Regions from separate parts of the Homo sapiens genome. Here regions 1 and 2 are each linked to region 3. A link is a contact called in ENCODE Hi-C or POLR2A ChIA-PET data. All regions are on one chromosome and are shown on one strand. The core of a region is the stretch at or near the end of the contact, and the rest is flanking DNA. Distances in the headings are between cores, read along the strand shown.

What was found. Hi-C counts contacts between places; a loop is a spot of excess contacts on that map. ChIA-PET counts read pairs that join two places held with the same protein, here RNA polymerase II (POLR2A). Pooled maps may share reads with other maps.
Region 1: a loop to region 3 is called in a pooled map, with 5 times the contacts of the local background. The contact joins the enhancer-like site here to the promoter of ZPBP in region 3. A Hi-C loop is called at or near these places in 3 of 37 single-sample maps with no recorded cell type and 8 of 50 pooled maps.
Region 2: a map of Caco-2 shows a loop between it and region 3 (20-fold over the local background). The contact joins the enhancer-like site here to the promoter of ZPBP in region 3. A Hi-C loop is called at or near these places in 2 of 168 maps with a recorded cell type or tissue (CD4-positive, alpha-beta T cell and Caco-2) and 6 of 50 pooled maps. POLR2A ChIA-PET finds 5 or more read pairs at or near these places in 2 of 52 experiments (CD4-positive, alpha-beta memory T cell and endothelial cell of umbilical vein).

The regions. Positions count from the first base shown.
Region 1 is chr7:50,696,193-50,699,560 of GRCh38, reverse strand. All of the region lies in intron 5 of GRB10 (growth factor receptor bound protein 10), which reads left to right. Among named protein-coding and RNA genes, the nearest start is that of GRB10, 85 kb to the left of the region's middle. Within about 2 kb of position 1,683, at least 4 of the 41 ENCODE cell types and tissues checked have a DNase peak (open chromatin) inside an H3K27ac peak, as active enhancers do.
Region 2 is chr7:50,614,160-50,617,319 of GRCh38, reverse strand. It overlaps GRB10 (growth factor receptor bound protein 10), which reads left to right. Exons shown (of 19, transcript NM_001350814.2): 11 at 973-1,110; 12 at 2,440-2,550. Among named protein-coding and RNA genes, the nearest start is that of DDC, 50 kb to the right of the region's middle. Within about 2 kb of position 1,801, at least 5 of the 41 ENCODE cell types and tissues checked have a DNase peak (open chromatin) inside an H3K27ac peak, as active enhancers do.
Region 3 is chr7:50,091,729-50,095,011 of GRCh38, reverse strand. ZPBP (zona pellucida binding protein) reads left to right here and starts at 1,766. Exons shown (of 8, transcript NM_007009.3): 1 at 1,766-1,944. The coding sequence starts at 1,818. It overlaps LOC124901630 (a long non-coding RNA gene), which reads right to left and starts at 1,733. Exons shown (of 2, transcript XR_007060321.1): 1 at 1,282-1,733; 2 at 671-1,197. RefSeq lists silencers at 1,673-1,832, 1,913-1,962.

The sequences.
Region 1 (3,368 bases), core at 434-2,933, 600 kb before region 3:
ACAGTGAACACACTGAATATGTCAGAATTAAAGGGAAAAAAATAATCATTTCACCTGGCAGAAGAGTATTTAATACAACTCTTCACTCATTATAATACATAACAAATAATAACAAAATTTGTACTCAACTAGTACTGAAAAGAAACCTCCTTAACTTGTTAAAATTCATTTGTTAAAAACCTACAACATTGCATCATACATAATGGAAAACTGTTAGAGTCATGTTCATGAACATCTAGAATTAGACAGCAGTGCCTGCTGTCACTGGAGGTCTTAGTGTAATAAAAGAAGCAAATGAAGAAACTAAAATGTAAACATTAGAAAGGAAGACTGAAATATGTGTCTTTTTGCAAATAATTATTCAAATAGAAAATTTACACAGATATGTTAGCACTTTTAAAATGAGCAAGAATTCTCTAAGCAGATATAATGTGAGATCAACATGTAAAATGGAATAGTACTCCTGTATGCCAAGAAAAAACAATTGGGAAATGTAATATAAAAAGAAATCCCACTTATAATATTAACAAAAATTATAAGCTATCTAGGAGTATATTCAGGAAGATTACCAGGCATTATAGGATGTTTCAGAGCATGAAAACAACCTGAGTAAGTGGAGAGCTATATTATGATCATGGATCAGGAGACAGAATATAGTGCAGATGTCACATTTTCTCAAGTTTATCTTTAAATTTAATACAGTTGCAGCCAAATTCTTAACAGTTTTGTCACATGTGACTTGAAAAATGTTTCCTAACTTTAATAAGAAAGAGTGAAACTCAAGAATTTGAAGACAAATTTGAAAAACAACAAGGCGTTTGGAGGATTGATTTGCACTATCAGATAGCAATCCCTCTTATGTGGTATCACAACTAAGAAAGGATGTTGTTAGTTCAAGGCCAGACAAATAGACCAAAGGACCAGAATAGATATCCCATAAGGAGACCCACACATTTATGGAAACATACAGCACAGTGAAATCACGGCAGAACAGAGATTACAGGAACCATGACTGTTCACATGGGGTGGCAAGGAATGGAACCCTGCTGCGTATTCTACACAATAATTGGTTTCAGGCCAATTAAATAATTAAAAGTGAAAGAACAAAATGCCTTTTATTTGTTTGAATGACAAGAATTAATGAATAGTGAGAATCTTTATTCTCTTAGGCTAAGAAAGACTTTTGTGAATAAGACTTAGCACAACCATAAAGGGAAAATGGTAAATTTGACTGTATTACCATTACATATTTCTATGTAGACGTTACAGATGATATTTAACATGCTGAAAGGCGCACTTCAGCCTGGGAGAATAATTTGTAACTTCTTGCATGTACATACAAAAATGCATGTAACATGCAGAGTATTAGTATCCTGTTTATGTAAAAAAAATCCTATAAATAAAATAAGATAAACAATTACATAGAAAAACTGGCAAAGAACATGAGCAGGCAGTTTACAAAAAAGGAAAGCATGATGTGTTTGTGTCTGATTCTGGATACTCATTTCACAAGAAAAATGGAAACCAACTGAGCTGGAAATCAAGGAAGCCTGTGCTCTGAGGGCTGTTAGATGGAACAGAAAGACACAGATCCTTCTTTTAAGTGGGTCCAAGTGCAGAGTGTTCATCCTCCCTCTTGGCGTGTTCACAGCCCTGTGAGTCTGTGCAGAATGGACCTGGGGCTTGCAGCTCCCTGGCACTGGGTACAAAGGCTCCTTCCCTCCCTGGGGTGGGGTGGGGGTGGTTCAGCCCACAGCACAGCCTACAGGAGTCAGTGCCTTCCCTTTCCCATCTCTGTGCCTGACACCAAGTTCAACTTTGGGGATTCTTTTTAACGAGATGCTTTGGGACCTATGACCAAATCTAACAAACATACAGTGCGGTTCTTTCCTGCTTCCTTAATTTTCGAGGCATAATCAGATGCTGCCATCATAGGCTGTAGCTTTACATGGTATGTTTGATCCAGAGTGGCCTGGATCCTTGCATGGAACCTGATGTTTAGAATAAAAGATTAGCTGTGACTTTCCTTGACCTGTTACTGCTATCTGGCAAAGAGGATTTATTGCTCCTGTTTTATTACCTTGTTCCTAACTAATGTAAGCAGCTTATTTTTGTGTGACAGTTGCTAAAAATGCATCCCACATTTCTTAGCAGCACACAGCAGAGAGGGATGTACTTTTCTTTGAAAGGGGGTGGTTTTGCAATAGCTGGAATTACTTTTGACGATTTTGAAAAAACCTTTCTTTATTAAAAATATATAAAACAAAATTAACCATTTTAGTCGTTTGTATAAGTGTACATTAAGTGGCATTGGTCATGTGAACAGTGTTGTGCAACCATCACCATTTATCTGTTTCCAAAACTCTTATCACCCCAAACAGAAACTCTGTACCCATTAAGCAATAATTCTCCCCAGTCCCTGGTAACCTCTAATCTACTTCCTGTCACTTGATTTGCCTGTTCTTAGTACCTCATGTAAGTGGGACCATACACTATTTGTCCTTTTGTAACTGGCTTCGCTCAGCATGTCTTCAGGGTTCACCCATGTTGTAGCATGTGCCAGAATTTCCTTCCTTTTGAAGGCCAAATAATATTCCATTGTGTGGATGGACCACATTTTATTTTTCCATCATCTGTTGAGGGAGGGACACTTGGGTTGCCTCCACCTTGTGGCTGTTGGGAATAGTGCTGCTGTGAACATTGACATACAAGGGTCTGAGTTCCTGCTTTCAAATCCTTGGGGTATGTATCTAGAAGTGGAATTGCTGGATTGTAGGGTAATGCTATATTTAGTTTTTTCCTTAACAATATTTTTGAGATGTGAAGTTTTATTTTTAGAAGTTTGGCCTCTCAGTTTTAGGCAAATTTTGTCTGATTGTTGTTACTGCTCATAACCCAAGCAGAGATTCCTGGCCATGCCTCTCACCAGGAACCCAATTGAGTAAAGATGCCCAAAGGGTTGAAAAAGAGATGTTGAAGTCTGTGTACAAAAGCAGATAGAGTTGACTCTGTAGAGAGCTCCCAAAGGCTCATGAGCTTAGTGGGCCGTGTGGTGCAGTGGTAACAGCCTGAGAGGCTGCCAGTGAGTGCTGGTTTCATTTGAAACTCTGCTGTCTTGTGTACTGAGCCTCAGTTTCCTTGTCTATAACATGGGACAACAGTGCCTTCTTTGTGAAGTTGTTGTGAGAACTGGAAAGAGGCGTCTGTAAAGCACAGGATATCATGTCTGCCATGGTGTGCCCTCTTTAAGAAGTAACTCTTGCTGGTGAGTGCGAAGAAGTGGGTCTAATTCTGGAAGGCGGTTTGCTACTGTCTAACAAAAGCCTTGCAAAGGTCATACATTTAAACCCATCAATTCCAGGAATTTA
Region 2 (3,160 bases), core at 552-3,051, 520 kb before region 3:
TCCTACAGAATTCTCCTCATAAGCCCTTTTTCTACGTTGTTATCACCAAATTTGTTTCAGCATCTAAAAGATAAGAGTTTCAGAGCTCTGTTCTGGTGGTGTCTTCAGAAGCCCTTCTGACCATAGCATGTGTCTGTTCTGGCGAGAGGTGTCAGCACTAAGTTACCACCTATACACAGTGAACAGTGAAATAGCAGATTCTGTTTTAATTGCCTTGACTTTGAGAGGATCCATGCGCTTTGTGAAGATGTGCAGTGATCTCTTGAGACTCAAGAAGGACTGACCCAGGTGCACCAGGGCTCTGTCCGACGTGCCTTTCCCACCTGGGGGAAAAGAGCTTTGTCCCCTCCCAGTCTAGTAGCAGGACCTGCCAGCATCACCTCCCCAACTTCGCTCCATGACCTGGCCCTTGGCCTGTCTTCCCTTTGATGAAAAGCGTAGTTTCTTGTTTTGTTTTGTTTTGATAAAGCCTTTATTCTTAAGGCTGCCTGTGGGAAGAGTTAGCTGGAACAGGGGGACATCACCAGGATGTCCTGCACCTGGGTGCATCACTTGCGGACACATGACACCTTTTATGTGACCCTTGACTGGAGGGGTGCCTGGGTAAAAGTGGCCACTACATACTCACTGTCAGTCTCCAGAGTCCCAATCACTTGGTCATGGCACTTGCTCTTGCCCTCAGTCTGATATCAGACTGGATCCTTCAGTGCACTATCTTATAGGGAAATTCATGACTCGTGTTATCACCAGTGTTGGAAAGGTCCATTTGCTTGCATATGTTTAAATACGAATTATGTTCTATGCAACACGAATTGAGATGGGATTTTAAGACTTTGGAAAGGAGAACACTCTCATTTTGATCCAAAAAGGAGTCTTTTAATAATTCAGAAAATGTCAGCTATGCTGATAACATGTCTGCTTTAATTATTTTAGATTAGCATTATGTGATTTTAAAAATTTGTTCTTCAACAGAATTTTCTGAACTCCAGTAGTTGTCCTGAAATTCAAGGGTTTTTGCATGTGAAAGAGCTGGGAAAGAAATCATGGAAAAAGCTGTATGTGTGTTTGCGGAGATCTGGCCTTTATTGCTCCACCAAGGGAACTTCAAAGGTGAGCTTTAAAAGCTACCACCACCAGCCCTAATTCTGCCACAGTCACTCCCCCCAGGTCCTCAGAGTGAACCTGGGCTTCATTTTTAAATGCACCTTAGACTCCTCCAAGCTCAGGACAACTTCTTAATAAGCTAATTGTGCAGCAGCTGAACTTGGAGTCACAGGTTTCCTGGTCTCGCTCAGAAACTAGGTAATAAATAATACAGGCCTAAGAACCCCACCTGCCTAGCCCCACCCCCACTGCGGGTTGGGAGCAGACACCCCTGGCTGCCCCATCACTTCAGAGACTGGCCTAGTTCTCATAAGTTGGGATTTAAGCTAGCTGTAAAGATGTTTGATAGACTATTGCCACCCTAATGCCAGTGTAACTTTATGTATCATAGATATTTCATGAAATAAACTGCAGGCTTGCATGTATCCCCAGTGAGAAGAAGGTGGGAGATGGAAAACAGCTGCAGGCCCTCAAAAGAGAGCTTAGGCCGGAGGCTCCTTTGCTCCCATGTACACTCTTGTCTGCTCTCTTCTTGTGCTGTCCACATATACCCTGTGGCAGGAGCCTTGTCCACCCAATACCTGGCTGAGCACTTACCATCTGAGGGCTGTGGTCTCTTTTGCTCTGGCCAGCAGAGGTGAAAGGGAGCTGGCGGGACCCCAGCACAGGTGTTGAGCATCTGGGAACCGGCTCTGGGAAGGTGTTGGGGCCGGCTCTGGGAAGTCAGCAGCTGCCGACACCTGGGCCAGAGAGAAGGGGCGTCTGCAGAGAGGGGCTTTGAACTGACACAGGGCATGGTAGCTTCCTGACCTCCCAGCTCTGCTGTGTGGCCCGCTCACTGTCCTCGTGTGTGCTGAAGTTGGGAGGGTATTTCGTAGAGCAGGAAACAGAGCTGGGCTGGAGAGTTGAGGAGGAGAAGGGTGGGACAAGCAAGCTACCAGTGGGAAAACCCAAAGTACGGTTGGACTCTGGACTCACAACAAACCAAAGGCAGACAGGCCCTGTGCTCTTAACTCTGACCTTTGGGTTATAGATTTTCTCCTGCTTTTTATCTTGAATATCCGGTCATGGGGCTTTGATTTGCCAGAAGTATCAAATACGTTCCAACAGCCTTGTGTGTCTGAGAACTGGGGAAGTGGGTGTTTTGGGTGAGACTGGGTGAATTTGGTTTTAGTTTAGCACTTATTACACCTCGCGTAATAATCATATGTAATATGTATAGTGTCATCGGGGAAAGTGCTTGTAAGTGTGCAGAGACTGCCCTCTGTCTACCAGAGGTGAACACATTTGCTCTTTGCTGTGCTTGAGACTTTAACCTGGCCAGTGTTGTCACAGGAACCCAGACACCTGCAGCTGCTGGCCGACCTGGAGGACAGCAACATCTTCTCCCTGATCGCTGGCAGGAAGCAGTACAACGCCCCTACAGACCACGGGCTCTGCATAAAGGTACCCACGAGCTGTCCACAGACGGCGCGCATGCTCAGCAGCCCACAGGAGACTGACTTCTTCTCTTGCCCAGCACTTGATTGTTGCTTCTATTGTCTTCAACAGAAACATAGTTTCACACTGGATTTATCCATTCCTGTAAAAACATTTATTGTACACTTGCTGCTATCAGTCCTTGAGTAGCTCAGAAGCTCAAGGACAAGCAGACAGGGATGGATAATGTGGCTAGTGGGCTCAGTGTTTTAGGGAGGGTGGCTTTTGGCATCAAAGGGTGGGCTGTGGCTGTAGCCCAGTACTAGTAGCTGGAAGGGGAGGTGGGGCAAGGGAGGGGACCCCCAGCCTGTCACCTGGGTTGCCTGCATGGTACTGAGTGAGCTGATGGCTTCTGTGTGGGCCTCTGGCTGTGGGGATGGTCAGACAGGAATAGACACAATGCTGCCCACCCTCTGCATGCATGTGTGTGCTGGCATGCACACACACGTGTGCACACACATCTACATGCACATACCCACACGTGCATACATACATGTATAGACATACACCTTTGTGCATACACACAGGTATAGACATACACCTTTGTGCATACACATACATTATACACACATGTACA
Region 3 (3,283 bases), core at 517-3,016:
AAATATCATTTAAATCACTAATGTATTGGTTCACTTAAAAGCTCTTTCACCTGGATAATTTCATCTTGCATGAACTACTATAAGAGGAAATGCAAATATTAGAATTTGGGGTAAAAGTTCACATCATCCTTACTGCAGCAAAAATGTTAAAACAGGCAAGATTCTAGCTTTGAAGAGTCAGGCACATAATCGTTAATCAGGCCAACTGTCAAGGGTGATATGTTTGGTACAATCAGAATGCCTATGCCCCATTGAAAGTCTTTACAATTTTGAGATATACTATTAAACAAGTGAGATTAAATTAGGTGGTTAGGCTGTCAGTTTTAAATCCTTCATCCAGATCATAGCATATCAAGTGACAGTTTTTAGTCCACCCATGATCACTCATTTCTTCATATCAAAAGTGATAACTCACTTGTAATTAGGCATTCTACATTTAGTTGCTCAAACTTCATTCTTCAATGTATTTAAACCAACTGCTTAAGATTTATTTCTATCACAGCTCTGCTCCCATTAAGTAAATCCTTCCAGCAGCAGAAAAGTAGAGGCATGAGTCTCTTTCAATTTCTCTAAAACAAGTTCTAGCTATAAATGGCCTCTTAGGCTGTGTATGGGAAAATAATAACCCCCATAACTTTGTACTTAGAATGGATCCTTTACAAGAGACAGATTAACAAGAGAAAAACAGATGTTTATTAATATATTTCATTTATATATGAGGAACACCCAGAGAATGAGTAGTTCTCAAAGAAGCGTCTTTGAATTCCAGCTTGTATAGCATCTTCAACAAAGACTAGGAAATTTTTAGAGATGTGACAAAGGAAAAGGACTCTGAGTCTCTACAGGCAGTAACTTGGGCTAAGCAAACAAATAGCAGACAAAAGATGGTTTAAAAAAAGCTAATATTAATTCCTCTGATATCATTTCAAGGCTAATGAGGGTCTGACGCTGTCTTCAGTGGTTAACCTTTGTTCTCCCTGGTAAAGGAGTGGGGCAGGATACCTTTTCTCTTTCTAATCTATGTCTTGCTTCTGGGTAAAAAGAGGGCAGGTGGACAGCTCTCCTGCATCTGCTGGTTCTTGTCTTCAGGGCAGCAATCCTTCATATTTGAGAAGGTATATTCTGGTCTCCCACACAGGATAGATGGTTTTGTATGTTTTGCTGAATTTAGGTGACACTATAAGATGATCTTCCGGTCTATTTTAGAAAGTAAATTTCATCTATGGTTATTTCCTCTGTCCTTCCATCAAGCTTCTTTCTGAGGCTAAAGGCCTTACTTACCTTTAATTCCCACTAAGTGTGTATTGCATTTATCTCCCAATTAAGTTCCACACATCCATAAAATACTATCTGCTGACATTACTAGATCAAAGCAGTCCACTGAGGGCTTTACACGTCTTAACTCATGCATTCTCACTATCTGTTGTTCGAAACTGGGCCCCACATCTACCACCTGGCTCATAAAAAGGGCTTTTCGATCATAAACGCTATGCAAAGGTAAAAGCACGGGATTTGGGGCCCAACGATTCTCTCTCAGCTCTAGGATCTTGGACAAATCACTGATGTTCTTGAGGATGCCCTGCGTGGCTGTGTTGTCCTGAAGGCCCGGGGGCTGCACAGCACAGTTGGCGCGTGTAGGCCCCACCAGCTATGTGGAGACACAGGCTGACCCCTAGTCTACCACCCCGGCGGAAGTGGGAGCACGTCCATCAGGTCCGTTGTTCCGGTCCTCCGCCCGCCAACTTCCGGCTGCAGGTGGGCGCGCGTTGCCTAACGACCTTCCGCGCGGACGGTGGGCAGGCGACGGCGGCGTGTGGATGGAGGCCTTCGCCCTTGGCCCAGCGCGGCGGGGCAGGCGGCGGACCCGGGCCGCCGGCTCCCTGCTCTCTCGGGCCGCCATCCTCCTCTTTATCTCCGCCTTCCTGGTGCGGGTGCCCTCATCAGGTGAGGGTCCGCGCCGCCCTGCCGGCTCCGCAGGGACAACCGCAGCTTCCCCCACTCTTCGAATTGCCTTTTCTTGTGTCACGTGCATCCGTTTTATATAGAGACACCTTGCTCACTAATACGTGACAAGAAAGGCTTATTTTTTATGGAAGTCGTACAAAGTCACTCTGCATTTGCATAGAGGAGTGAATGACAGGAAATTAAGGTATAGATGGATCACTACGTCACCCACAGTTGAAGTTTTACAATTAAATTGCTTTGTTGATAAACTCCCCAATTCAGTCCATGGGTCATCTGCCAGGTTTGCATTTCAGTGTGTGAACTCTGTAATGATGAGATCAGTGTCTTTCAAATAGGCAACCTGCTGCTTTCAAATTATCCGTGATGGTGGAGCGCCATCTATTGGTTTTAGCTGTGAAATACAGGAAATAATGCGATTTTAAAGTTTTGACCTCTAAAGAATTGAAGTACTTTTCTATACTGTTTTAAAAATACATGTAAGATACTGATGAACAAACACTGACGAAGGATGTGAAAGTTTAATTGAACTGTTATTTAACTAGAAAGGTTTTGGCTGCATTCTAGACTCAAAATTCTAGACCCAAAATTGATAAAATCACAGAGATTTGCTTCAAATGAAAAAAGTTGTTCAAATAAGGAATAATGAAAAAAAGAAGTCCTCCAAGAATATAAATGTAAAAGGTTTGTGGAGGTAGGTAGGGGATAGGGGAGGAGAAAGGAAACAAATGGAGTGAATAGAGATTTAAAAATCAAAGTCCAGGCATCAGGAATCCAAAGATTATTCTTCTATAAGTATATGAATAGCCGATAGCCATCAATTGCCATGTAGGAGAAAGATGCTTCTTGGATATGGGTCGTGGTCGTGTATTAGGTGTGAAAGGGTTTTTATTTTAAATTTTTACCTGGTGATCTTTTGATGAAATAATAAGATTAGACCTATGAGATATAAGAAATAGAATAAGCAGTTAGTATCTTGTAAGTGATGAATAGTGAAGGCCTCTTATATAGCATTTTACAATTTATACAGTATTCTCATTTTCTACAGTAACTGTAAGGATGGAATTATTATTAGTCCCATTTTACATATAAGAAAACTGAAGCTCCTAGAGTTTAAAGTGATTTTCCTAAAACCAGTAAGTGGCAGAATTAGGATTTAAACTCAAGTCCTCTGGCTTTGATACCACATCCTTTTCTTTGCACTTTGCTATTCCTGTCTGCTAAAGGCTATTTGGGTATAATGCTTTATTGCATTTTTATACTGCCCCTCACACTATTATGCCCATCACATTTGCTCATTTAACAATGAAGACTATCAGAA